Linked DNA regions of Homo sapiens: all the other regions are linked to region 2. A link is a contact called in ENCODE Hi-C or POLR2A ChIA-PET data. All regions are on one chromosome and are shown on one strand. The core of a region is the stretch at or near the end of the contact, and the rest is flanking DNA. Distances in the headings are between cores, read along the strand shown.

The links. A loop is a pair of places that touch in the nucleus more often than their neighbours do. ChIA-PET counts read pairs that join two places held with the same protein, here RNA polymerase II (POLR2A). Pooled maps may share reads with other maps.
Region 1: a map of ascending aorta shows a loop between it and region 2 (13-fold over the local background). The contact joins the promoter of ACAA2 here to the promoter of SMAD2 in region 2. A Hi-C loop is called at or near these places in 4 of 168 maps with a recorded cell type or tissue (CD8-positive, alpha-beta T cell, ascending aorta, gastrocnemius medialis and 1 more), 1 of 37 single-sample maps with no recorded cell type and 18 of 50 pooled maps. POLR2A ChIA-PET finds 5 or more read pairs at or near these places in 1 of 52 experiments (activated CD4-positive, alpha-beta T cell).
Region 3: a pooled map shows a loop between it and region 2 (3-fold over the local background). The contact joins the enhancer-like site here to the promoter of SMAD2 in region 2. A Hi-C loop is called at or near these places in 1 of 50 pooled maps. POLR2A ChIA-PET finds 5 or more read pairs at or near these places in 2 of 52 experiments (WTC11 and activated CD4-positive, alpha-beta T cell).
Region 4: a loop to region 2 is called in a map of B cell, with 6 times the contacts of the local background. The contact joins the promoter of ARK2N here to the promoter of SMAD2 in region 2. A Hi-C loop is called at or near these places in 2 of 168 maps with a recorded cell type or tissue (B cell and naive thymus-derived CD4-positive, alpha-beta T cell) and 11 of 50 pooled maps.
Region 5: a loop to region 2 is called in a pooled map, with 2.1 times the contacts of the local background. The contact joins the enhancer-like site here to the promoter of SMAD2 in region 2. A Hi-C loop is called at or near these places in 1 of 50 pooled maps. POLR2A ChIA-PET finds 5 or more read pairs at or near these places in 2 of 52 experiments (WTC11 and activated T-cell).
Region 6: a loop to region 2 is called in a pooled map, with 10 times the contacts of the local background. The contact joins the enhancer-like site here to the promoter of SMAD2 in region 2. A Hi-C loop is called at or near these places in 4 of 37 single-sample maps with no recorded cell type and 14 of 50 pooled maps. POLR2A ChIA-PET finds 5 or more read pairs at or near these places in 1 of 52 experiments (activated CD4-positive, alpha-beta T cell).
Region 7: a map of naive thymus-derived CD4-positive, alpha-beta T cell shows a loop between it and region 2 (5-fold over the local background). The contact joins the promoter of EPG5 here to the promoter of SMAD2 in region 2. A Hi-C loop is called at or near these places in 1 of 168 maps with a recorded cell type or tissue (naive thymus-derived CD4-positive, alpha-beta T cell), 1 of 37 single-sample maps with no recorded cell type and 11 of 50 pooled maps.

The regions. Positions count from the first base shown.
Region 1 is chr18:49,811,748-49,814,864 of GRCh38, forward strand. ACAA2 (acetyl-CoA acyltransferase 2) reads right to left here and starts at 1,786. Exons shown (of 10, transcript NM_006111.3): 1 at 1,722-1,786. The coding sequence starts at 1,737. It overlaps SNHG22 (small nucleolar RNA host gene 22), which reads left to right and starts at 2,276. Exons shown (of 4, transcript NR_117096.1): 1 at 2,276-2,315. It also overlaps SCARNA17. RefSeq lists silencers at 1,579-1,698, 1,592-1,886, 2,129-2,298.
Region 2 is chr18:47,929,246-47,932,277 of GRCh38, forward strand. SMAD2 (SMAD family member 2) reads right to left here and starts at 1,414. Exons shown (of 11, transcript NM_005901.6): 1 at 1,116-1,414. LOC124904297 (a long non-coding RNA gene) reads right to left here. Exons shown (of 2, transcript XR_007066360.1): 2 at 2,943-3,032. RefSeq lists silencers at 843-1,372, 1,403-2,332.
Region 3 is chr18:48,973,608-48,977,055 of GRCh38, forward strand. No RefSeq gene overlaps it. Among named protein-coding and RNA genes, the nearest start is that of SMAD7, 24 kb to the left of the region's middle. RefSeq lists silencers at 2,128-2,247, 2,348-2,647, 2,678-2,797. Within about 2 kb of position 2,029, at least 24 of the 41 ENCODE cell types and tissues checked have a DNase peak (open chromatin) inside an H3K27ac peak, as active enhancers do.
Region 4 is chr18:46,172,715-46,176,200 of GRCh38, forward strand. ARK2N (arkadia (RNF111) N-terminal like PKA signaling regulator 2N) reads left to right here and starts at 1,320. Exons shown (of 5, transcript NM_145055.5): 1 at 1,320-1,616. RefSeq lists enhancers at 894-943, 1,264-1,523, 1,554-1,603, 2,204-2,333.
Region 5 is chr18:48,996,425-48,999,575 of GRCh38, forward strand. No RefSeq gene overlaps it. Among named protein-coding and RNA genes, the nearest start is that of DYM-AS1, 26 kb to the right of the region's middle. RefSeq lists an enhancer at 92-790. Within about 2 kb of position 1,852, at least 24 of the 41 ENCODE cell types and tissues checked have a DNase peak (open chromatin) inside an H3K27ac peak, as active enhancers do.
Region 6 is chr18:48,933,863-48,937,139 of GRCh38, forward strand. All of the region lies in intron 3 of SMAD7 (SMAD family member 7), which reads right to left. Among named protein-coding and RNA genes, the nearest start is that of SMAD7, 15 kb to the right of the region's middle. RefSeq lists an enhancer at 1,316-1,385. Within about 2 kb of position 1,374, at least 24 of the 41 ENCODE cell types and tissues checked have a DNase peak (open chromatin) inside an H3K27ac peak, as active enhancers do.
Region 7 is chr18:45,965,975-45,969,405 of GRCh38, forward strand. EPG5 (ectopic P-granules 5 autophagy tethering factor) reads right to left here and starts at 1,355. Exons shown (of 44, transcript NM_020964.3): 1 at 1,203-1,355. The coding sequence starts at 1,265. RefSeq lists an enhancer at 1,114-1,615.

The DNA.
Region 1 (3,117 bases), core at 536-3,035, 1.9 Mb after region 2:
TATTATACACAACCACTTTACCTCTCTCGACATGAGTGTCCTCCTAATTGCTACAATAAGGAAATGGAAAAAAATACGATCACTAGCTCTAACACTACAGTAAATTGTACCAGAAATTTATAAACTTTATACTTCCTTAATACAGGTGTCAATGTGCATTTTTTTCCTTTTTGGGTTTATAGTATTTGTGAAATTTTCAAACAGGTCTGTATTATAAGAAAGGGTAAGAACCACTGATAAAATATTAAAATGATATCAGTAAAAATATTATTTCCTTTTTTAGAAGATAGCTCATGACAATGCACCTTTTAAATGAAGTGTAAATGCCTCGTCTAAAAAAAATTCACCACGCTGCTTTATGAAGTAAATGTAGTAAATTCAGTCAGGAAGGGCACTGGCAAATGAAATCCACGTTGCAGGAAACTGTAAACACTGCATTTGGTCCCAGAATACGGATTTTTCCCTTGATTTGTTCCCATGCCACTTTGGTTCTTCTCACTTTCAGATCCCCCTAACCAATGCTTAGCTGGCATCTCCACTTGGCTGCTTCACAGGCACCAAAAAGTTTTCTGCCTAAAACTGAATTCTCAATCCTTCTTTCCACATCTATTCCTTTCCCAATTTTCCTCACTCTGTAAAGTGGCATCATCATGAACACGGTTCATCAAACCAGACACTTTTCATCATTCTCGACATTTCCTTCTTATATTTACTCCACCACATCCAATCCACTTTCTATCAAATCCACCTCCAAATCTATCTCAACTCATCCCTCCCCTTTTCTCCCCAATTACACTGCCCCACACGAGTCAAAGCCATCATTTGCTGCTCCCTGGACCTCTACAATAGATCCTTAAATGGTCTCTTCGCCATTACACAGACCGCCCCAAATTCGGACAGAGTGGAAATCAGATCCTGTCATTACCCCGCTTTAAATCCCTGTATTGCCTTCCACTGAATTTGGAACAAAACCCCACCTTCTTACAGAGCCCACAGGGCCCTGGAGCACCAAAATGCTTGGTTCTTAGATCCTGCCAAGCTTTTTCCTGTCTCAGGGCCTCGATATGTATTCCACCTCAATGTTCTTCGACTCGTACATCCTTAAAGTAAGATTCCATTGACTGTGCCCACTTGTTTTGAAAAGGGAGTTTATTACACAGTTGTTTTAAACAAGTTCATAACCCTAGAACTTAGGTATAGAGTGACCGCTCTAATCTAAAGCAACAGAAGGGAAATGGGAGCAGGGCAGGTCTTCCAGCAGAACACCAGCTACCATTTCTGCAGGCCTCTCCATCGATTCACCCGGGGAGCCCTGACCACCGAGGCCGAGCGGCGGGCTCCTGTGCGCAGCTGCCCCGCAGCAGGCGCCCGCGGCCTATGGCGCCGCCCCATTTTTTCTAATACTTGGACTCGAACTAGTGGGGTCACTGTTAGGCGAAGAAAGGAATGACCTCCAAGGTCACATGCAAGCAAACTTTGGTCTCAACTAAACAGGAAATTGCACCGAAATCGCTGTCGCTAGCGCCTTACAAGTAAGGGTTTTCTCCTTAACCCAAACAAGCCTTTCGGGCTGGGTTTTTATCACGTCCGCTCCAAAACCGAGGAGGTTGAGTGAACTTCACCCCACGACCCCGACTCTCCGCGGCGGCCGGAAGCGGAGGCCTGGCCTGGGGAGGGCAGGACCCCGAGGGGCGAGGAGAGGAGGAGGGGGCTGCGCTCACCTCGGAGCAGAGCCATGGCGGCTGCTGGGTCGTCGGCGGCGCGGGTCTGTGGTGTGGGGGACGCTGAGCGGCCGCTCGCAATCACCCAGATTTCAAGAGCGTGGGTGGCGCCCCGAGAGCCACGCCCCTGCCCTTTCACCTACTTCCTGGGGCTCCTTGGCGGGGTCCCAGCGTAAGATGGTCCTACCCCACGCGTAGCGCTGCCCGCCTCACCCCAGCCCGAGGGAGCCCAGGGGACGGGGCTCGGATAGACCACAACGCGCCTTGAGAGCGGACTCTTTCCTCACATCCTCATTTTTAGATTTTCTCCGTTTCCAAACCGAGAGAATTTGGTTTGACACCTCTCACCCATCATATCCTAGCCCCGACAGGCGATGACTCTTCCCCTTTGTCTCCGCCAACACCCTAAACACTGGGCAGGAGCCAAGGGCTGAGGAACTTGGCGCGCGGGCGGCCGCGGCCGCCAGCTGGGGGCGGGACCGAACGTCCTGTGGGCGGGGCGCGGCGGCGGCGGCGGGATTGGCTGGGGCGGGCGGGTGCGCAGTCCGCTGGGCAGAGGCTTGGGCCGCCGAGCTGGACCCGGACCGGTTTTGGGTACTGTACTGGGGGCAGGGCAGAGAGGTGGGCGGCAGTTGGGGTGCGGTGATTGTAGTAGGCTAGGGCGCTTTCGGGTCCCCATTGCAGCCCCCGGATGAGCCCGCAGTATTTTCCTTATATGATCAGGTCCCATTGCGGGCGGCGCCGCTTGCCCGGAGCCTGAGAGGATTATGAAAACGTGGCGAGCGAAATGGGGCCAGGGGACCTGGAGCAGGGGCGTGAGGAGAGTAGGCAGCGGGTGAGGCTGGACGGGAGGGAGGTCTAGGGAGGCCTCTGCCGCGGGCACTGTGAGTCCTGGCCGATGATGACGAGACCACTGCGCAATCTGAGTTCTGGGAACCAGGTGATGGAGTATGTTCTGAGAACAGACTGAGGCCGGGCAAGCAGGAGGCGGCCGCGGCAGGGGAGAGGCGGAGAGCCCCTCGATACCAGGGCTCGGAGGGCCGGGCTGCCTAGCGAGGGCTTCTTTTGAGTGCGTAGGGGTGGTGGGTGGCATGGACGGTTTCTCTGAGTCGTCAGCGAATGCCCCCCCTAGAATCCTGCTTTTCAAACACTTTGGTGACACTCTTGCAATGTTGGGGTGTTTTTAAATCCAAATTTGTATTATGAAAACTTACAAACTTACAGAAAAGTGGGAAGACTTGTACAGTGGACACATATCGACCCAATTGTTAACATTTTGCTATATTGCTATCCACCTGTTCTTCCATCAAACCATCTTATCTTTTTAATGCAGACCTTAGTACTCTACACCCATGAACACATCAGCACACATTATTCATTTACAGTTCTTTTTAAG
Region 2 (3,032 bases), core at 164-2,663:
TTTAAAGGGTGTTAAAGTAGAATAGCAAATTTTCAGCATAATAAGAGCAAATTTATTACTAGGCTCAAGGAAAACATCCTATCAGCGATTCATTCATACGAAACTATCAGGTTCAATTCATATGAAGTCAGAAGAGAGAAAAAGAATTTTGGAAATTAAATCACATTTCAAAGACCATTTCTAAAAAGATGTAATTATTCCAAGTTATTTATTTATTAACAATTATTTTACACATGTCGTTTTAAAAGTTTCACAAACCCAAATTTAAGATAGTCCAAATTGCAACAAACAAGACATGACTTTGATGGAAAATGCTGCTTGCAAATTCGTTTTACCTGGAAATTTCTTTTTTAAAGGTATGGTTGACAACACACTGGTGGTATTTTGCTTTTAAAGGGTCAAGAGAAAGGAATAACAAAACCAACCCAGGCATTCTTTTTCTGTTTAGGATCAAAAGGACATTTTAAGGATAAGTAAAAGACAAAAGTACCTGACCCAAAGACAATATCCCCCTCCAAGAGAACAAAGTAAGTTGCAATTTTAAAAACCAAGTTTGAAATACGAGAAATCACTTCGAGGGCTTTCCAAAGGCGTGTGATAAAAACTAATAGGCTCCACCCGCAGAACAACTTTCACAAGTGAGTGAAGGATGATCACAGAGTTATCAGCTGTGTGCGTGTTTGTGAGTACACACAAGCCATGGAAAACCCGAGACTACCACTGTTAACAAAGGTTACGAGACCAAAAAAAAAAAGTGGAGGCAAAGTATTACGCGTCCCTAACAAGGCTTCCCCACAACTCCTGAAACAAGAGCTCTGGCCCTTCGGCTTTAAAAATCAGAACCACAAACTATGGAGTGTGAGAGCAGCGAGGGGAAGGGACGCAGGCAGCCCCCGCCCCCGTCAGCCTGGGCGGCAGCGCAGTGCAACCGAGCCCCGTCCCTTCCCGGCTCTCCGGCCCCGAACCCGCACGCCCGGGCCGGCGCACCCACAGCCCCCGAACTCACCACACCCCAGCCCCCACCCGCAGCGGCCATGTGACACGGCCCATCGCCCCGGCCGCGGACGCACGCAAACACTTCCCTAGCTGGAGGCCCGCGGGCGCCCAGGCTTTACCTGCAAGGTGGCGCCAGGTCCCGCCCCGTCAGATCCGGGGGGTCCGGGACCTTTTGTTCCTTCCTCTTCCGATGGGATGGAGGGGGCTGGGAGGGGAAGAGGGGAATGGGCGATTGGAGGCGGAACTGAAAACACTCCCGGCCGCCGTCTTCCCGCCCCGCCCCCAGGCCCGGGCCCGGCCGGCGGCCCGGGCGCGCGGGAGGGTAGGGGAAGAGAGGGGAGGGGAGGGGAGGAGAGGGAAGGGGAGGGGAGGGAGCCTGGCCGCCGCCCGCGGGGAAGGAGGGGGTGAGGACGCGCGCGCCCGCGCTGCCCCTCCTCCCCTCAGGCGCGCGCCCGCAGCCCTACCGGCCGCCCGCACGGCCGCGCCCTCCCCCGCCAGCCCACCTCCGCTTCCGCCCTCCGCCCTCGGCCGCCGGCCGCCGCGGCGCCACGCACCCACCTCCCGGCGGCTGGCGGGCTGCTGGCTGGCGAGCTGCTTCTCCGCCGCCGCGGCCGCGCGGGTAGACCCGCCTGCCACCCTGGGCCGCGGGCCCCGCCGATTCGCCGGCGCAGCCCCGGGGCTGGCACCCTGCCGCCCGCTGATTGGCGCCTCCAGCCGCCCGTTAGGGCGCGAGGCACGCCGGCCGAAAGCCGCGCGGGGCGGGTATGGAAGACGGAGGGAGCGGAGGAGGAAAGGAACGAGGCCGAGCACCGCGGGAAGGGCCGGGGGGCGAGCGGGGCGCGGGGAGTCGCCGGCCACCGCCTCCCCACCTCCCTTTGCCTACGGCCCGCCCCGCCTCCCGGCCGGACCGGCGGCGCCCGCAGCCAATCAGCACGAGGGAAGCTCGGGGTGTGAGCCGCGCATCGGGGGCCTCGAATCGGAAGGGAGACGTCGCTCGCTGATTGGTCCCGCCTCCCCAGTCTAGCGTGAGGCGAGGCGGGGCGCGGCCGGGCGGGGCGGGACGCCCGCGGTTTCGCTTGAGTTGGGCGCCGGCGCGCTCCCACCGGGGCTCACGGGCGGAGAGGGAGAGGCCCGCGCCTTGCCGCGCATTAAGACGATTCCCGGTGACCGCCCGATCCCTCGCCAGCGTCGTGGGTGGGGCCTGTAGGGGCCTGCCGCCTCGTCCACCGTCCGTCGTGAGGCCGGCAGCGGACACGTGCTCATCCCACGGGGAGGCCCCGCGCAGCGCGGAGGACGCGCCTGAGAGAGAAAAGGGGTTCGGGAGAAGCCCGAGGACCCGGCCCGTGACTGGGCGCGCCCTATGCAAATGAGCGGGCGGGGCCCTCGTGTTGCTGAACGAGGGCGGGTTCGCGATGTAAATAAGCCCAGAGGTGGGGTCTTTGGAGAGCACTTAGGGCCCGGGTAGGGGATGCCAGGTATAAGTGTTTAACCTAAATTTTGGTTCCGTCTTCAGTAAAAATGATATCAATAATCCATGTCCCGAAGGGTCTTTGTGAAGTCTAAAAGAAACATCTGTCACGATGTCCCTTAATGGCTGGGATATCTTCCCTTCCCCTTTTCTCCACTGTTGCGACGATTAGGCCCCAACTTGCACATCTGCCCTACAGGAGGCAGCAAGGCCCTAAACTTACGGCTGCCCAGAACATAACTGCACCCAGGGAAAACCTTGTTGCGGTTACCCTTAGGAACACCCAAGCCTCTGCTGACAAAATATTGAGCCCAACTAATCACATCAGGTGTTTACTATGCACCCACTGTGACACAGGCAGGGAGTACCGTAGAACTAAAGTTGAAAAGAAACTTAGGTTTCACACAGGTGCCAGAGACAAGACTAGAACACAGTTTTTTTTTGGCTGCCTGTCCAGTAATTCATTCTCATGTGTGGCTTAGTTTATAGATTTAATTGGGGACTTCAAATAAGCGGGAAAGAAGCACTAGCAATACAAATCGGTAATCAGGAAGTACCAAATGAGCAC
Region 3 (3,448 bases), core at 779-3,278, 1.0 Mb after region 2:
CAGTCAATTGCAAGTAACTTGAAAGGGAGTTCAGTGTTTTACAGGGTGTTTGTTTCCATGGCTGGCATAGCTAGGACCTCACCTTCAGGCCCATCGCCCTTTCTCTCAAAAGGTTTTCAGTTTGCTAGAAGCCACTTTCCTCCCTCACTTTACTTAGATTGCAATGTAGACCCGCCCCAAGTGAGTCAGGCTAAGGAGTTGAGAGAATAATTTAGAGAGGCCCTCTTCTCCTCCTGCAAGTCCTTTGACCTGCCAGCCTGCAAATCTGCTATATAAAGATAGATAAGTAGCCAGCTAGCTACACACACACACAAACACACACACACACACACACACACACACACACACCCATATACCAAAACCGAGAAGGCTACGGAGAGAGGGCAGTGGAGGCATTCACTCTGAGAATTACTGTTCAAAGGGGAAAAACAGGGAGGCACTTGGGCAATCCAGAAATGCAGGTCTGAGCTGGCCTAGGGTTTTAGCAAAGGAGGAGTGAGTTCTTCAGAACAGGACCAATTAAAACCTTTTAAAGTAATTGTTCCCCTGCCTTCTTTCAAAGTTGAGCTCTAATCGTGGCCTTTCATTCTTCCCACCACTCCATCATTTTAAATTAACCTTGCGATTCCCTGCAGCTGCCTCTCACCCATCACAGACATGCTAATGCACGTGTGTGCTGCTGGGGGGCGGTGGGAGGGGACCCTGACACTAGCTTTGTGAAACAGCATCCCTGTGGGCTCTGTTCCACTCACCCCCCTACCCACCCTGGCAGAGCAGAGGGGAGGGAGGAAGGAAGCAGGCAGGTTAGCAGAGCGCAGGACCAGGCAGTAAAGTCTCCTAGCTGCGCTACCTCGCTACCTCGGGGTGTCCACATTACTCAGCCCCTCGGAGCCATGGGGGTGGGGAGGGCAGGGCCTCCTGGGACAGGACCATAAACCGTTTATGAATCCCTAAATGTCACACATCAAGTCGACATCACCTGTTCACCTTCATTCTTCTCTCCCTTTGTGAAAAGTCTCTCTTCGCATTCCCTCCGGGCCTCTCCCCTCCTGACCCTTTGGAGTAGGAGCCTTCAAAGCCCTGAAGGTTCCCGAGTGATGTGGGAAGTAAAGTTCTCAATGGAGGTCTCCTCCTAGTGAAAGGGCACTCTGTACTTAATGGAACTGGCCAGACCGTGAAGGTTACCTTGACCTTGTCTGCATGATAAATACAACTGGAGCGGGGCGGAAGGCACACCATTCAGAAAAGCAAACTGCTTGCATCTTCTTTATTTTTAATCTCACTCCATTTTGCTTCTCTGCAGGATCAAAGCAAGTTAAGGAGAGACAGCCTCTGTCTTTCAATCCTAGGGGCAGCTCGTGCAGTCGCCCCGCCGCGGCCACTCTCCTAACACGGGCAGAGGGGGCAGCGACGTGCCCCGGTCGCTCAGCCAGCTGGTGGCAGGGCTGTGACGGCAACCCAGGCCCCCAGACGCCTCTCCGCGTCTAGGCGCTTCCCATAATGGAAGGCTTCGCTCCATTAAAAGTTATTTTAGGGAATCCACAAGCCCACCGCCATCCCCCCCAAAGTGGAAATTTTATGTAAACGAGTCAAAATAAAGCAACAGTTTCTTAATAAGTATGTTTGGAGTTACACTCTGGACTAAGACGAGCCGAATCGGGCGAGGGGATGCGGACTTAAAGGTTCCAGTGTTCTTCTCCATACGGCAAGACTATTTTTAAAAATTTAAGGACGTCTTCCAGTCCACAGTCCACACCGCCTACACCCCCGCAGGTCAGACAGGCGCGAGTTCAGCCCGGTGACCCCGCCATCCTCGCGGCCCCCACCCTGGGGCCAGGGAAGAGGGCGTGGCCGACCCCAGCCCCCTCACCGAAACCGGGCCTGTCCCCTCCCCCATCGCGGTCCCGCACGGCGGCGGAGGGGCCGAGGGGTGGCGGCACCGGGATCCCGCCGCCACCCCGGCGCGCACGGAGGCAGGGTTGGGGGAAACACGATTCCTGGGGAGATTGGAGGAGGCGATGCCGCCGAGGCTGCGGGGGAGTTCTCCCGGAGAACTCGGGGGCCGGGTGGGAATGCGACCTCCAGGGCAGCTATCGCTGCTCCCCCGTAACTGCCGCAGGGACCCTCCCGGGGTGGGGGTGGGGACGCGGGGCTTCCGTCCCTTCCGGGCCGCGGAGGTGCAGGCCCGAGGGGCCCGTGCAGTCAGACGTGCAGTGTGCGCGGCCCGTGACTCAGCCGGGTGGCGACGCGAGGCCGGGGAGGCAGGGGGAAGGGGCGGGCGGGCCGGGCGCGCAACCGGGACCCCGCGGCCTCGGGAGAAGCGAGGTGCGCGCGCCCAGGAGTGGGGGGCGGGGCGGCGGGCGCGCGCGCAGCGGAGGCGCCGGGCGGCGGCGAGGGCCGGGCCGTATGCCGTCTTCCCGGCGCCGCGCTCCCAGAGCTCGCGCCGCCTCCCGGGGCGCCGCGCGGGTGGCGCAGGTAGAGGCCGGGCGGGGGTGGCAGCCACCCCGGGGCTCAGGTTCCAGCCGCCAGGCTTGGCCCTCAGCGGGCGCTGTCAGAGGGCGGGCCCGCGGGAGCGGGGCGGCGGCGGCGGCGGCAGAGGAGCGCAGGGCGGGCGGAGACCGTCGGGGTCACCTCTCCAGCCCCCCGCGGTGGCCGAGCCACCCGCAGTTGCGCTCGAGGCGCCGAGGCGGGGTGGCCGAGCGAGACCCGGGCCGGGCGCGGCTCGGGCCGCACAGCCGCGGCGGCGGCTGCAGACCTGTAAACCTTAATGACAGCAATCTTGCCCGTCTGCGCCTCTGACTCACGTGGTGACCCAGCCTCCAGTCACCCGGCGGCCGCCCTCCGGCCTCAGTTTCCCCCGCCGCCGAACAATGAAGCCACTGTGTCGCCGTTCATTTCTGAGCGCCGTTTCACACGCGGAGCGCCGCCGCCTCCCTGGGGAAGGGACCGAGGCGTCCGGCTTTTAATTATCCCCGGTGGGCGGGCGTGGGGAGGCCGCGCTCTGCTGGATAATTGAACCCTGGGACTATTCCCTCGTCAGCCCAAGCTCTTTATCTTAAGCCGTCCTTTCCTCTTCATCGTATTTAAATTTTACCCCTTCCTCTCCACGCTGGTGGGACTGCTTGAAAAACAATGAAATGGGCCGGTTAGGTGGCTCACGCCTGTAATCGCAGCACTTTGGGAGGCCCAGGCTGGGGGATCACCTGAGGTTAGGAGTTCAAGACCAGCCTGGCAAACATGGTGAAACCCTGTCTCTATTAAAAATACAAAAAAAAAAGGGGGGGGGGGAAAGAAATTGGCCGTGCATGTGGCGCATGCCTGTAATCCCAGCTACTTGAGAGGCTGAGGCACGAGAATCAGTAGAACCCGGGAGAAGGAGGTTGTAGTGAGCCGAGATGGCGCCATTGCACTCCAGCCTGGGCGACAAAGCGAGACTCCGTCTCAAAAA
Region 4 (3,486 bases), core at 70-2,569, 1.8 Mb before region 2:
CTTAGCTAGCACACACTACGTTCTCTGTGATTCTCAGTGAGGCAGTTGGTGGCTGTGGTTAAGAAAGTAAGCTCTGCCTGTGTTGGAATCCAACACTGCCACTTACTTGGATGTGTCATCTTGGGCAGGTCACTCTGTCCCTCAGTTTCCACCTTTGCAATTTGGGACTAGTAACGCCATCCAACTCATAGGGTTGTTATGAGTTGTAATGAGGATTCAGTGGATTTAACCCATTTAAATGCAAGGTGCCTGGTATAATAAAATTATTTTCTTTTCTTAATTTATTCTTGTAGTTGGGGATGAAAAACTCGCACTCCTGTAGGCAGTCAGAAAAAATGAGTGAAGTGGGGGAACTAAGGGGCCTGGTCTGAAGGGGGAGACTGATATTTAGGGGAGTGCGGACCCAGTGGTGTGAGATTTTCAGAATCTCCTCTTGACGGGTCTCATCCGAGGTTCCAGCACAGCTCTGTAAAGGTAAAGACCGTTTACATTTTCCTCCTCAAAGCTTTATTATTATTATTTTTCTTCTCAAAACACTGCTTTGCTTTGGGGGAGCGCGGGTCCTTGGCCAGATCTTGAGTCTTGAGATATGTCTTCAGCATCTCCTGCTCCTCCTTGGGAAACGCTCCACCCGCCAGTGGGCCTGCGCCCTCCTCCCCTTCTTCGGGGTTCGGGTCCACCTCGTTTCCCCCACCCTCCCCAGGGCTGACTGCAAATCGGAGGGCGACTGCAGAGGCGGAATTCGGGGCAGAGCGGGGTCTCCCCAGCGGGCCACGTCCCACCAGCAGGTGGCGGTCGATCTGCAAGGCCTGCAAGGTGCCCGGACAGAAACTTGAGCAGATATTGGTGCCGCTGCCCGAGAAGAGCTCAGCCGAGTCTCCCCGAGCCCAGCTATCGGCATCCGCGAAAAAGCGGGGAGAGAAGGGCACGGGCTCTCCGCTGGAGCGACTCTGGGATTCAGACACCGCAAGCTGCTTTCGGAAGGGCTTCAGGAGGGGGTGAGTACTGAGCAGCGCACAGAAAAGGGAGCGCTGTCCTTTGCTGAAGGCATTGTCCTTGGCTTGCATTGAGTGGCTTTCCCACCCCCCGGGAAAGACATTTCGGGAAGGTGACGGTCTCAACAGAAGGAGGGAGCGCGGGAAAGAAGCCCGGGGAGCCGGCGCCTTCACGCCCCGCGGTCTGCAGCGGGAGGAGCGCGGGTTCCATCGCGCCAGATGGCGCTGTCTGGCTTTTCTCGGGCCTCGGGCGCCAGTCTCCAGAGGTCTCCGGCGCAGCTGCCTCTCTAGCCGGCCGACGCGGGCTCTGTGTTTCCGGGCGGAAGTGAGGCGCCCAGCGGAACGGCCTCTGGTGACATTTTCTTGGGGGCGGCGCGGACGACTGAAGGGACTTGGTGGTAGAGGCTGCGGAGGCGGCGAGGTTCACTTTGGTCCCGGCAGGGGCTCTGACCGCGACCCACTGCTCGCTGCCGGGGCTTGTTCCGAGGAGGAGAAGGCGGCGGTGGCCGTCGCGTCCTGAGTCACCGCAGCGGGGAAGAGTCCCGGCCGGGGGTTCGGTGCGTGCCCCGACGGGGCGCGCGCGAAGCGAGCGAGAAGGCACGGAGTCGCCGCGGAGCGCAGGTGAGGCGGGAAGGGGCGCAGGGCCGCGGCCTGGCTACTGGTCGAGTTGGGGGGCCCGGGTTGCGTCCCAGGGAGGGGTCGGGGCGAATCGGAGGGCTGCGGGCCGCGGTGAGGGCTCTGCGGCGTCCGGACGCTGGGGTCCTAGCGGGCCTGGCTGGTGGGCGCCGGGAACTCGCAGCCTGGATTGCCGGCTGACGCTGGGGCATCGCACCTCTCCGACCTCCTTGCTCGTCCGCCGTTGGTGACCCTAGCGTCCTCCCGGCCCGGCGGAGTTGGCTCCGGCACTCCAAGCCCCCAGACGCTGGGGCCGGGTTGAGGCGAGTCCTTTTCCGGGGGTGCTGAGGGGAGGCTGGAGGTGCCGCAGTCCCCGGGCTGCGGGGGGAAGCGACTTCACGGCCCTGGAGTTGTCTTCACGCAACTTTCCGGCTCCTAGGCCCGCGGGGGAAGCAGTGGCGGCAACTCCGCCAGCTCCGAGAGTAGGGGGTCTGGCGCCGACACCTGCCCCTGCAGCGGAGAGCTCCGGCGCCGCGGCCGCAGTGGCCTTGGTGGAGGGAGAAAAGGCTTTCTTATAGGCTTGGCGCCGCCTGCCTCTCGGCGCTTCCACTACCTTCGGTCGGCAGGCGCCTCCAGTCAATGCGAGAGATGTGTCAGTCTCCAAAATAGACCGCTTCTGGGGAGTTTGTCAACTTTATTTCAAAACCGGCGAGGATGTACACTGACGAACCCGTGTTAAAGACTATCGCCTTTACGCAAGCCATTCATTCTCACTTTAAAATTGTCCACCCCCCCGCCCCGACCCCCGTCCCCGGCAGCCCCCATCACAAAATTGATGCTCACAGGTTGAAGTAGAGAACATCGGTACGAGCCCTACCAGATCCTTGAGCAGTTTCTGTTTGGATGGGTTTTTCGTTTTTTGCCTGACCTTTTGCTTTCTGAATCCTCTTACCCAGTAGAATTAAAATCCTACTGATGATACTTCGTCAAGGTTGGACCTCTTAATTACAAAAACATCTGCCAATTTTGCTTAGGCTTTTATTGTGTAGTATTGGGTACATGCTAACAGAATCACTCCCTTTCTTCTCTTGGGATATTTTAAGGATGGAAGCTATTAACTTTCTAATGTAGTTTTGCTGATCTTGGCAATCTAGATTCCTCCAGTAATCAGAGCATTGCCTTTTGGTTTAACAAGCATTTTTAGAGGCCTACAATTGATAGTTACTGCCTGATGTCCTGAGGAGTCTCAGGACAAAAAAAAAAAAAACACATGGTTCAAGCAGTTATCCTGCCTCAGCCTCCCGAGTAGCTGGGATTACGGGCACGCGCCACCACGCCCAGCTAATTTTTGTATTTTTAGTAGAGACGGGGTTTTACCACGTTGGCCAAGCTGGTCTTGACCTCCTGACCTCGTGATCTGCCCGCCTTGGCTTCCCAAAGTGCTGGGATTACAGGCGTGAGCCGTGGCGCCTGGACTGAATCAGATTTCTTAATGGGAAAAAAAATTTTTTCTGACAACTTTTTGTGGAAAATAGGATGGACTGGATATTGGAGCTGGAAACTTTCTCCATTGTTAGAATAAGTTCACCGTGTAGTTGTTACTTATTCACTTTATATTTAACATGCATTTATGTGAGAGTAACTGTCATAATACTCTTTGTTTTATGGTTATGATTAATTCAAAACCCATATAGTAAAGATAAATTCAGCTTTAGGTTCTAATTTAATGCAGTTCCATTAGAACTGAGGGCTAATGCGTGTCCTTCAAAGGTTTCTTGCTTCTAATATTAATAGTGATATTGGTACTTTCAGTCTCTTTATTGTGTGACTAGTAAATTCTGTGCGCTTCTGTAGTTACTCATTATACAAGAAGTTG
Region 5 (3,151 bases), core at 602-3,101, 1.1 Mb after region 2:
AACACAAGGGTGGCCAGGCACGGTGGCTCACACCTGTAATCCCAGTACTTTGGGAGGCCGAGGCGGGTGGATCACCTGAGGTCAGGAGTTTGAGACCAGCCTGGCCAACATGGTGAAACCCCGTCTCTACTAAAAGTACAAAAATTAGCCGGGCGCGGTGGCAGGCGCCTGTAATCCCAGCTACTCAGGAGGCTAAGGCAAGAGAATCACTTGAACCCAGAAGGCGGAGGTTGCAGTGAGCTGAGATCACACCACTGCACTCCAGCCTGGGTGACAGAGTGAGACCCTGACTCAGAAAAAAAAAAAAACCAACAACAAAAACCCAAAAAACCCCCAAGCATGCATGAGAGGTCAGCAGCCCATGGTCCGCAGACCCCGAGCACATCAGAGCCTCAAGGCTCCACCTGAAAAGCTGCTACAATGGAATGACCTCTGCAATTCTTTCCAGGTCTCACTTCTGGAGGACGGGTGAATTGGGAGCAAAGGCAGGGAGGCTGGCAGAGGTTTCTGGAAGTCAGTGGGGCAGGGCCAGCGCTAGAGAAGAGGAGGCTTTGAGGCTTGTCTTGGCTTAGGCCTTCTCCTCCTCCTGGGCACCACCCTGAACTGACCCTACCCCCCCAGACACTGCTGCGGCCTGGCTGCCCTGGGGAGGGCAGGCCAGGGCCAGCAAGACCTGGGAGCCTCTGCGGCCCACGACACCTACAGTTTTAGAATCTGGAGAGCAGATGCCTCTGGCTTGCTAAGCAACTCATGAAACAAACAGCTTGCTTCAGGGCTTTCTTTTTTGAAGCTGACTTTGTTGTTTGGGTGGGGAGATGTGTGTATAGATAAGCTTCTCAAAGTGATGACATCACAAGAATAATAAAAATGCCACATTGCACCCTGTGTCTTTCACCTCCCAGGCACGTTTTCAAAACTAATCATAGGTCAATTCCCCTTCTTGCCAGCTCCAGGGACCTGCAGAGATGGGAGGCGCTGCTGAAAACCCTCTAAGGGGGGCAGCGCCGCCTTACCTCTCAGAGCTGCATTTCCCTCTCTTAGAAAAGGGACGAGCTAGGTGGATTTTAAAGTTCCTGCCAGTTCCCAATTATTTACCCAGAACTGATTTTAACTGAGTGTTTGACCAAAGCTTTGGTCCATGAGCCTTCCATTGCCGGGGTGTTTATTTTACATAAAATTTATCTGGATACTCACACGTAGAAGTTTTTCTTTTGGTATGGAAAGGGGTCAGAAGATTCTCCAGGTTTTGAGGGGCCCTGAAGCTTACACAATTTGCAAGAGTGTCTCCTTCAGGAAAATAATACAGAATTACTGATCATAATTCGGTGCTGGGTCCTGGTAGAGGCCCAGGCTGTAATGTGTCCAGAGGCACAAGGCTCAGCTCCACACTCTACCCTCTTTCGTTGTGATTAAAGGTCCACAGGCGTCCTGGGCAAATATCAGTTTCTTGAGTCTCAGAGACCCTTGAGACTGTCACAGGCTTGAGTTGGCACTTTGCAAACCTGAGTGTCTCCCGCGCCCATCCTGCCCTGGCCCATGTTTTGGCCGTGACACTGTGTTGCCAGGCAACCATCTATCCTATAGGAATTCACACTCATTCTTCCAGCAGACACATTTAATTTCAGGCCCAGAGTGCTTGGTGACGCGGGGTGACACCAGCCTGCGCCCTCACAGAAATAGCCTGAAGGACTGAGTCAAAAGTAGCTGGGGGAACTGATCCCCACATTTGATCTTCTTCCCCTAAAATAGCTTGGTCCTGTTTATGGGGCTGCTCTGAGAGGGGACGTGGGCGTGGGGCTGTGCTCACAGCTTCCTCCCTCCTGCTGGGTGCTTGCTTTTCTGTGGCCATCAGGAGAGACATCCGTAGTGACTCAGGGCCCTGGACATGATGTAACACCCCTGGCTCCCAGGGTGGTGGGGAATGCGTGACTGCCTTGGAATTCCAGGCGGGACCCTTGGTGCCTGCCTGCCAGTTCTTGACTAAGGTCAGGTGCGGCTGAGAGCTGCGCTCACCAGCCTTGGGGTGGAGGCTGGGAGGGTGTCCTGGCCCCGAGCCAGACCTCCCACTGACAACAGGCCCAGTCCTGAGCCCCGTGGGGACACCCTTCCATCCCATTCTCTAGAGCAGTGGTTCTCAGCCTCGGCTCCATGCTGGAACCACCTAGGGTGCTTTAAAATATCCTGATTCTGATGTAACCGTGAGATTCTAGTGTGCAGCCAAGGTTGAGAGCCAAGGGACTCCTGCCCAGCGTCCCCTCCCTGACCAGCTGCTGAGCTTTTCCCTTTTGGCAAGCGTCTCAGGGGCCCTGGGCACCCTCTGGGCTCTGACATTCCTCTCCTGGCTTGAGCAGAGCTGCCTGTCCTGCAGGAGCCAACAGTCCTCAGGCTCCAAGACCCTCGGCCAGGCATCAGGTCTTAGCCCTGTGCTCTGCCCAGGGCCCTTCCAGGGTGCTGGGGAAGACGTAAGATCTCGAGAGGCCGTGGGATGCTAGAACAGGGCTGCGGTGGGAGAAGGTGCTGGCCGATGAGAATGGAGGTGACCTGCTTGTTGGGTTTTGAAAATATAATGAAGTCAGTGTGTGTATCAGTAAAAATAGAGCTCTAAGCCCCTAAACAAGCAAACACAGGCTATCCACTAAAATAAGATTTTATAATTTGTTCATTGGTCAGTTTATATTTATTTTTGTTTTTAATTGCGGTAAAAAGCACATAATATAAAATTTACCTTCATAACCATTTTTAAGTGTTCAGTTCAGTGGTGTTAACTTTGTTCACCTTGCCATGTGACAAATCTCCAGAACTTTCTCATCTCACCAGAACTTTCTCATCTCACCAAACTGAAACTCTGTTCCCATTAAACAACTCCTCTTCCCTACCCCCCGGTCCCTGGCAACCACCATTTGACTTTCTGGTTTCATGACTTTTTTTTTTTGAGACAGAGTCTTGCTCTGTCGCCCTGGCTGGAGTGCAGTGGCTCGATCTCCGCTCACTGCAACCTCCACCTACCAGGTTCAAGCGATTCTTGTGCCTCAGCCTCCCGAGTAGTTGGGACTACAAGTATGTGCCAGCCCACCCAGCTAATTTTTGTATTTTTCGTAGAGACAGGGTTTTACCATGTTGGCCAAGCTGGTCTCGAACTCCTGACCTCAAG
Region 6 (3,277 bases), core at 124-2,623, 1.0 Mb after region 2:
CCCCAGGGCCCTTGTTGTGTTATGAAAACAAAACAAAGCACGCTAAGGAAAAAGCTGGGAGGGTGGGGGTGAGCGTGAGTGGAGAGCGGGCCAGCCACACACACAGGTCTCTTTCTTTCTGGTCTCTGTCCTAAAGACGGCTCCTTGGCAGCACGGGCCGGGGCACTGTCCCATGCCCTGTGTCATTAGAACAATGACATCAACAAAGAGGGGATTTAGAAACCCAGAGACAAAAAATGGAACTGGACCTTATCTGCACCACTGTAGGGCTGTGATAAGCCCCCTCTCTGGGAGATGCTTCTAGGTGAACCATATCACTCCTTCCTCCAAAGCACAGCACCGTTACTGGACACAGCTGTACCAGGGCAGCTCCGAGACCCATTTCCCCTCCACTCCTCACTAGCACCCTAGAAATAGTCTCAGGAAAGTTACAGAACTCCTGCAGGATGAGGGGGACACGGTGGCTTGAAAACACGAAGGCAGCCCTGAGTTCCCGGCGGCTAAGTGCCAGGTGCCTCTGTTAGGGGAAGGCAGTACCGGGGGTGGGTAAAAAGGCTAAAGGCGTGAGTAAATTCTTACGTACCCCCCATCAAAAAAAAAAATACAATCTTTTTTTTGCAAGTTAAAACTGAGCTAATGACACTGGGTGGGGCTCAGTGTTGAGGACTCCCCAGCCAAACCAAAATTAGCTTCCAGCCAAGAGCTGCTTGGCCTTACCATTTGGGGAAGGAAGCTGAAAAAGTCATGAAAGATTCTTTAGTAAAATGGGAAATAAGGCGGCAGTTAACATTTCAACTGAAGGTGACCCTTCTGGTAAAATATTTTTTTAAATAATAAAAATAACATAAAGTTCTCAAACAGCCTCTTTCTTAAAGAAAATGGCCTACATGTTCTCGTGGGAGTGGAAGGGAAGAAAAAAAAAACACAAAACAGAAAACAGGCTAGCCGTTTCTCAGCCACTACCTTTCACGAACCACTTTTCTCTGGAGTTATTCTCAAAAAAAAAGATGATGCAATTTCCTGTCTTGTCCCAATATTTCCTGTTAACTTACAAGGTGAAAGTTATCACCCTGTTTTAAATAACTGTCCTCAACACCGCTGAAAGTCCCTTTTCCCAGCCAGTGCCCACCCCTATCAAAAAATGTCCCCATCTTAGAGTATAAATACGATCATTTTCTACACCTTTTAAGAGTTGGCTTCGTAAGAAGCCTGGTTCTCTCTCTAGCAGATACTGAATCCACGGGGCACCTTCCACGGGAGTGGAAGCCCACATCTCCCAGGTGAACCCACAGAGAGAAACAGAGAGGCTGGGGGGCAGCCGAGTCCCCCAAGTGAGCCAACAGGTTTAGGTAGAGTGGCCGGGATCAGGTGAGTGTTGCTTTCTTGGTGTGTTAACCACTAAATTGAGAACTGTGCCTCAGCAGTTAATAATATCTTCCCGCTGAAAATAGCCCGGAGAGGAAGCCTCTGTGTGACAGTAGGCAGGCAGCCAGGCTTGGGGCTAGCCATTCAATACCGAGCGAGAGGTGGTAGGGCCAGTGGTGACCTCCCTGTGGCTGTGCTTACAGTATCCTTTCACGAGGCTCCCGCAAAGGGAGGGTGCCCGGGCCAGTCACCTACGGCCACTGCAGCCCTAGAACTTGGGCAAGGACATCACAGGGACTGGGGTCTCCAGGGGCCCAGGAAGGGTCTGGATCACCAGCTTTTGGAGCCAACCCTGGCACCATCCTGGTTCGCAGTCACTGGGATGGGCAGGCCAGGGGGACCCCGCAGAGTGAGAACAAGCATATTCACTTCCCCCAGCAGAAAAGTCAGGCCGGGAATCAAACCAGAGGGAACTTTCCTGTCTCTCATTTCTGGAACCCACGAAGAAAAAAGGAAGGTCGAAGGATCAGCACAGATGTGTCTGCTTGCTCAGGTAACACACAGCAGAAGGCCAGGCGTGGTGGTACACGCCTATAATCCCAGCACTTTGGGAGGCTAAGTCGGGAGGATCACTTGAGGTTAGGAGTTCGAGACCAGTCTGGCCAACATGGTGAAACGCCCTTTCTACTAGAAAAAAATTAGCCAGGCATGGTGTGGCACGCCTGTAATCCCAGCTGCTAGGGATACTGACGCATGAGAATGGCTTGAACCCAGGAGGTGGAGGTTGTAGTGAGCCGAGATCACGCCACTGCCCTCCAGCCAGGGTGACAGAGTGAGACTCCATCTCAAAACACACACACACACACACACACACACACACACACACACACCACACACACACACACGAGATCCCAGGCAGGCTACCAGCCTTGCTCCCTGGTCCATCAATGTACTTCCCATGTGACCTCAGGGCTGCCACCAAAACAAGTGTCTACCATCATCAGGTCCTAGGCAACTAACAGAAGTCTCTCCAATTTTACTCTCCACAATCACTGTTCCTTATAGATTATCCAAGTATCTACATGTATTTAAAACCTACCGCTGGCCATTTTTTGGTCAAACTTGTGGTAAAATACACATAACTTAAAATGTGCCACCAATGGCATTGAATACATTCGGTGAACTGTGCAACCATCACCACTCTACAGTTCCAGAACATTTTCATCGTCCCAAAAGGAAACCCGGTCCCATGGGTCCCTTTTACAATCCCATTCATGACAGCAAAGCAAAACAGTGGACCATGTATAGTTAATAATAGTTTTCTCTCAAATGTCTCTACAAAGAAGCAAGAAAGTTATCTGGGAAGCTGAATCCCGAGGGATTTTAGTGTGCGAGCAAGTCCAGGAACCAGCACTTTACACCTTTTTTTTCTTCTGCCAGGTGAAGACAACTGCTTTGAGAGTGCTGCTCCGAGTTCAAGGCCTGGACCGAAGGAAGTAAAGACCAGCCTGGCCATCATAATTCTGCAAGGAATTATGACACAGTAACAACAATAATAAAGGAGCAAAGAGGCCGGGCGCAGTGGCTCATGCCTGGAATCCCAGCACTTTGGGAGGCCAAGGCGGGCGGATCACCTGAGGTCAGGAGTTCAAGACCAGCCTGACCAACATGGCAAAACCCTCTCTCTACAAAAAAGTACACAAATTAGCCGGGCGTGGTGGTGCACGCCTGCAATCCAACTACTCAGAGGCTGAGGCAGGAGAGTCCCTTGAATCCAGGAGGCAGAGGTTGCAGTGACTCGAGATCCTGCCATTGCACTCCAGCCTGGGCGACAGAGCAAAACTCCATCTCGAATTAAAAAAAAAAAAAATTAAAACATTAAAAAATTTTAAAAAGAAGCAAAGGAAGCCAA
Region 7 (3,431 bases), core at 105-2,604, 2.0 Mb before region 2:
CCCGGGAGGCGGAGGTTGCGGTGAGCCGAGATTGCACTCCGCCGAGATTGCACTCCAGCCTGGACGACAGAGCGAGACTCCATATCAAAACAAAAACAAAAACAAAACAAAACATAGGCTGGGCGCGGTGGCTCACGCCTGTAATCTCAGCACTTTGGGAGGCCGAGGCGGGCGGATCACGAGGTCAGGAGATCGAGACCATCCTGGCTAACACGGTGAAACCCCGTCTCTACTAAAAATACAAAAAATTAGCCGGGCGTGGTGGCAGGCGCCTGTAGTCCCAGCTACTCGGGAGGGAGGCTGAGGCAGGAGAATGGCGTGAACCTGGGAGGCGGAGCTTGCAGTGAGCCGAGATCGCGCCACTGCACTCCGGCCTGGGCGACAGAGCAAGACTCTGTCTCAAAAAAAAAAAAAAAAATACATATACATATATATACACACACACATATGTATATATGTACGTATATATGTATATATGTGTACATATGTATATATGTGTATATATGTACTATAATAAAATGAAAATCCAGACTGCACTTATAAACAAATCAACTTAAAATCACTCTAATACCACATGTAGTCTAATACAGGAAACTCAGAAAATTCAAACACTTCCCTACTGTGTGAGTCCCGCCCTGGGTTAATTTCTAGCCATTCATGCCCCTTATAAACAATCAAGACAATAAGAAATAAACAGAGGCAGCACTACTATCATCTTGAACTTTCAAAGTGATCAGAAATGGCACAGCACTAGTCTACTTATAAAGTTCTGCCAAAGGTACCTTCTCCGCGTGGAGGAGGGGAACATTCCCTCTTTATGCATGGCAGGGACTAAAAATGTTCTAGGATATAAAAGAGTAAAGAGAGAGTCAACGATGGGGCTGGAAAGAGAAAAATTATTTCACGGCAGGAAACCAGACCCAGGTGAGGAAAGCCAAGAGAGCAGAAAAGGAAGAGGCCAGTGAAGTCACAGGAGGGAGAAGGAAAAATGGGGTCCTGACAGAGTGTGGCAGGGGGATATGGAGAAGGAATGGAGGAGAAGGGCCGGTGTCAACGGGTGGTGGGATCAAATATTGGAAGGTGGAGGCGGAAGATGCAGAGGGCTCAGGGAACGGGAGTAGAATTGGCTGGGGAGGCCGAAGAGAGGAGCAAGGAGACACAGCACACTGCCAGAGCCTCGGGAGGGTGGGGGAGATCCTCACCTTTGTTTTAGTCCGGCTGGCCTTGGCCTTGGCCCGGCGCTGGGGCTTCACCGCCTCGGCCATAGACCCTTCCGCGGCGCCGTCACCGTTTGTTTTTGTCAAACCCCTGCGCTTCAAGCAACCTGCCCGGTTCTGGCCTCCGGACTGTCACATGATCGAATCTCCGCCACTCCCGGAGAAGAGGCGGTGAGTCGGCGCCTCTACGGGCCGCAACGTAGGACAAACCACTCCAGGACGCATTTGCACTGGAGGAAGGCAGGCCCGCCCCCTTCCCGGAGCCCAGGCCCCACCCCTAGCCCTGGCTCCACCCGGCGCGCAGGTGTCTTGGGTTGCGCTGGACAAGGGCAGCGACCCAGGCTGACCCACCTCCTCCGTCTCCCGGCTCTGCGGAACCTCACTCAGTGCGGATCCCGGGCGCGCTCGCACACCTCACCCGCGTCGGCTTGAAGAAATCCGGAAAGTGGGTTTGCCATTCTTTTTTTTCATCTTCAGATAAACCAGATCCAGTCGGTTAGCCTAAATCCGCACTGCGCGCAAGGAAGAAACCCTGACGCCCATCGGGGTGTGCACTTCGGCGTCCTCTTTTGTAAAGGGGAATGATCACACCTGCCTTTTCGGATGTCATGAGAATTTAATGGGCTCTCCCAGAAAGGTGCCTGGTAGCGGCAGGCATGTCGGTACATGGTAGTTATTAATTATCATTACTGTACAAATTCCCAGACTGGAAAAAAGACATGTGCTCCTAAAAGGACAGGCAAACAGGTAACAAGATAAATAAGATCCGTAAAAGTATTCTTAGTATACATTTTACAGTGTGCTTCATTTGAAATTTCCAGATGTGAAAAACTTGTCCACATCTTCCCTTCCCAGCTCTAGGATTTCTGTGATTTGCTTGTATCCTTATTGTTAGTGTCTGTCAATCCTCCCAGAATGTAAGATCCTCAAAGGCAGGGTTCTTAATTTTGTTGCCTGATGTATCCAAGGGTCTTTAGAACACTGCACGTAGTAGCACATAGTAGATACTAAATAAATATTTCGTGAATCACACAAATGAGTATGAGTTTTGTCTGGCGGTGGGGTAAGATCGTTGAAATGGAGTGGGCCAGGCGCAGTGGCTCACGCCTGTAATCCCAGCACTCTGGGAGGCCGAGGCGGGTGGATCACCTGAGGTCAGGAGTTCAAGACCAGCCTGGGCAACATGGTGAAACCCCAACTCTACTAAAAATACAAAAAAGTCGCCGGGCATGGTGGTGGACGCCTGTAATTCCAGCTACTCGGGAGGCTGAGGCAGGAGAATTGAACCTGGGAGGCGGAGGTTGCAGTGAGCCGAGATCGCACCATTGCCCTCCAGCCTGGGCAACAAGAGCGAAACTCCCATCTCAAAAAAAAGAAAAGAAAAGAAAAAGAAGAAAAGGAAATGGAGTGTATGGGAGGGAGGAAAAAGACCATCCACCCACCTGTAGCATACCCTAGAATAAAAAATCCAGCAATATGGCATGAAAAATGGAAAAGACTTCAGAGATGCAGTTTGCTTGTTTGTGATGATATTTTAATTGAGTATATAATACAATTTCGTGTATTTTGTTCCCAAATCCTCAACAACAAAAATTATTAAGCTACTCAGAATATACATGTACTTTGTATGTCCTGGTGTGTGTGTGTGTGTGTGTGTGTGTGTGTGTGTGTGCATGTATATAAAGTTATCACCTGCAAAGAGTTGGCCAATATAAACAAAATCTTTATACCACCATTACTATCCATAACTTTTGCTGATATTTCTCCCAGTCTGGAATACCCTTGCTCTCTGACCTCTCCCAGTTTAAGTCATTTATGACATTTAAAGTTCTCTATGTGCTACCCACTACTTGGTCAGCAAAACACAACTGACCCTACTCTCAATTTGCATGTTTTACAGTTTAGTTGGGAAGCAGACACAATGCATAGATACATTGTGATACGTGTATCATCGCCTAACTGGTAAAAGAGGCATACATTGGAAAGACTGAATGAAGGGATGACACCAGGGCAGGGGTGAGTTCCACACAAAAAAGAGGTTAATCAGGGAGGATGGGAGAAAGAGGAGAAGGAGGAAAGAAATGAAGGTTCTTTAAAAAGCACCTCAGCCTGGCACAGTGGTTCACACCTATAATCCTAGCATTTTGGGAGACCGAGGCAGGCGGATTGCCTGAGTTCAGGAGTTCGAGACCAGCCTGGGCAACACAGTAAAAC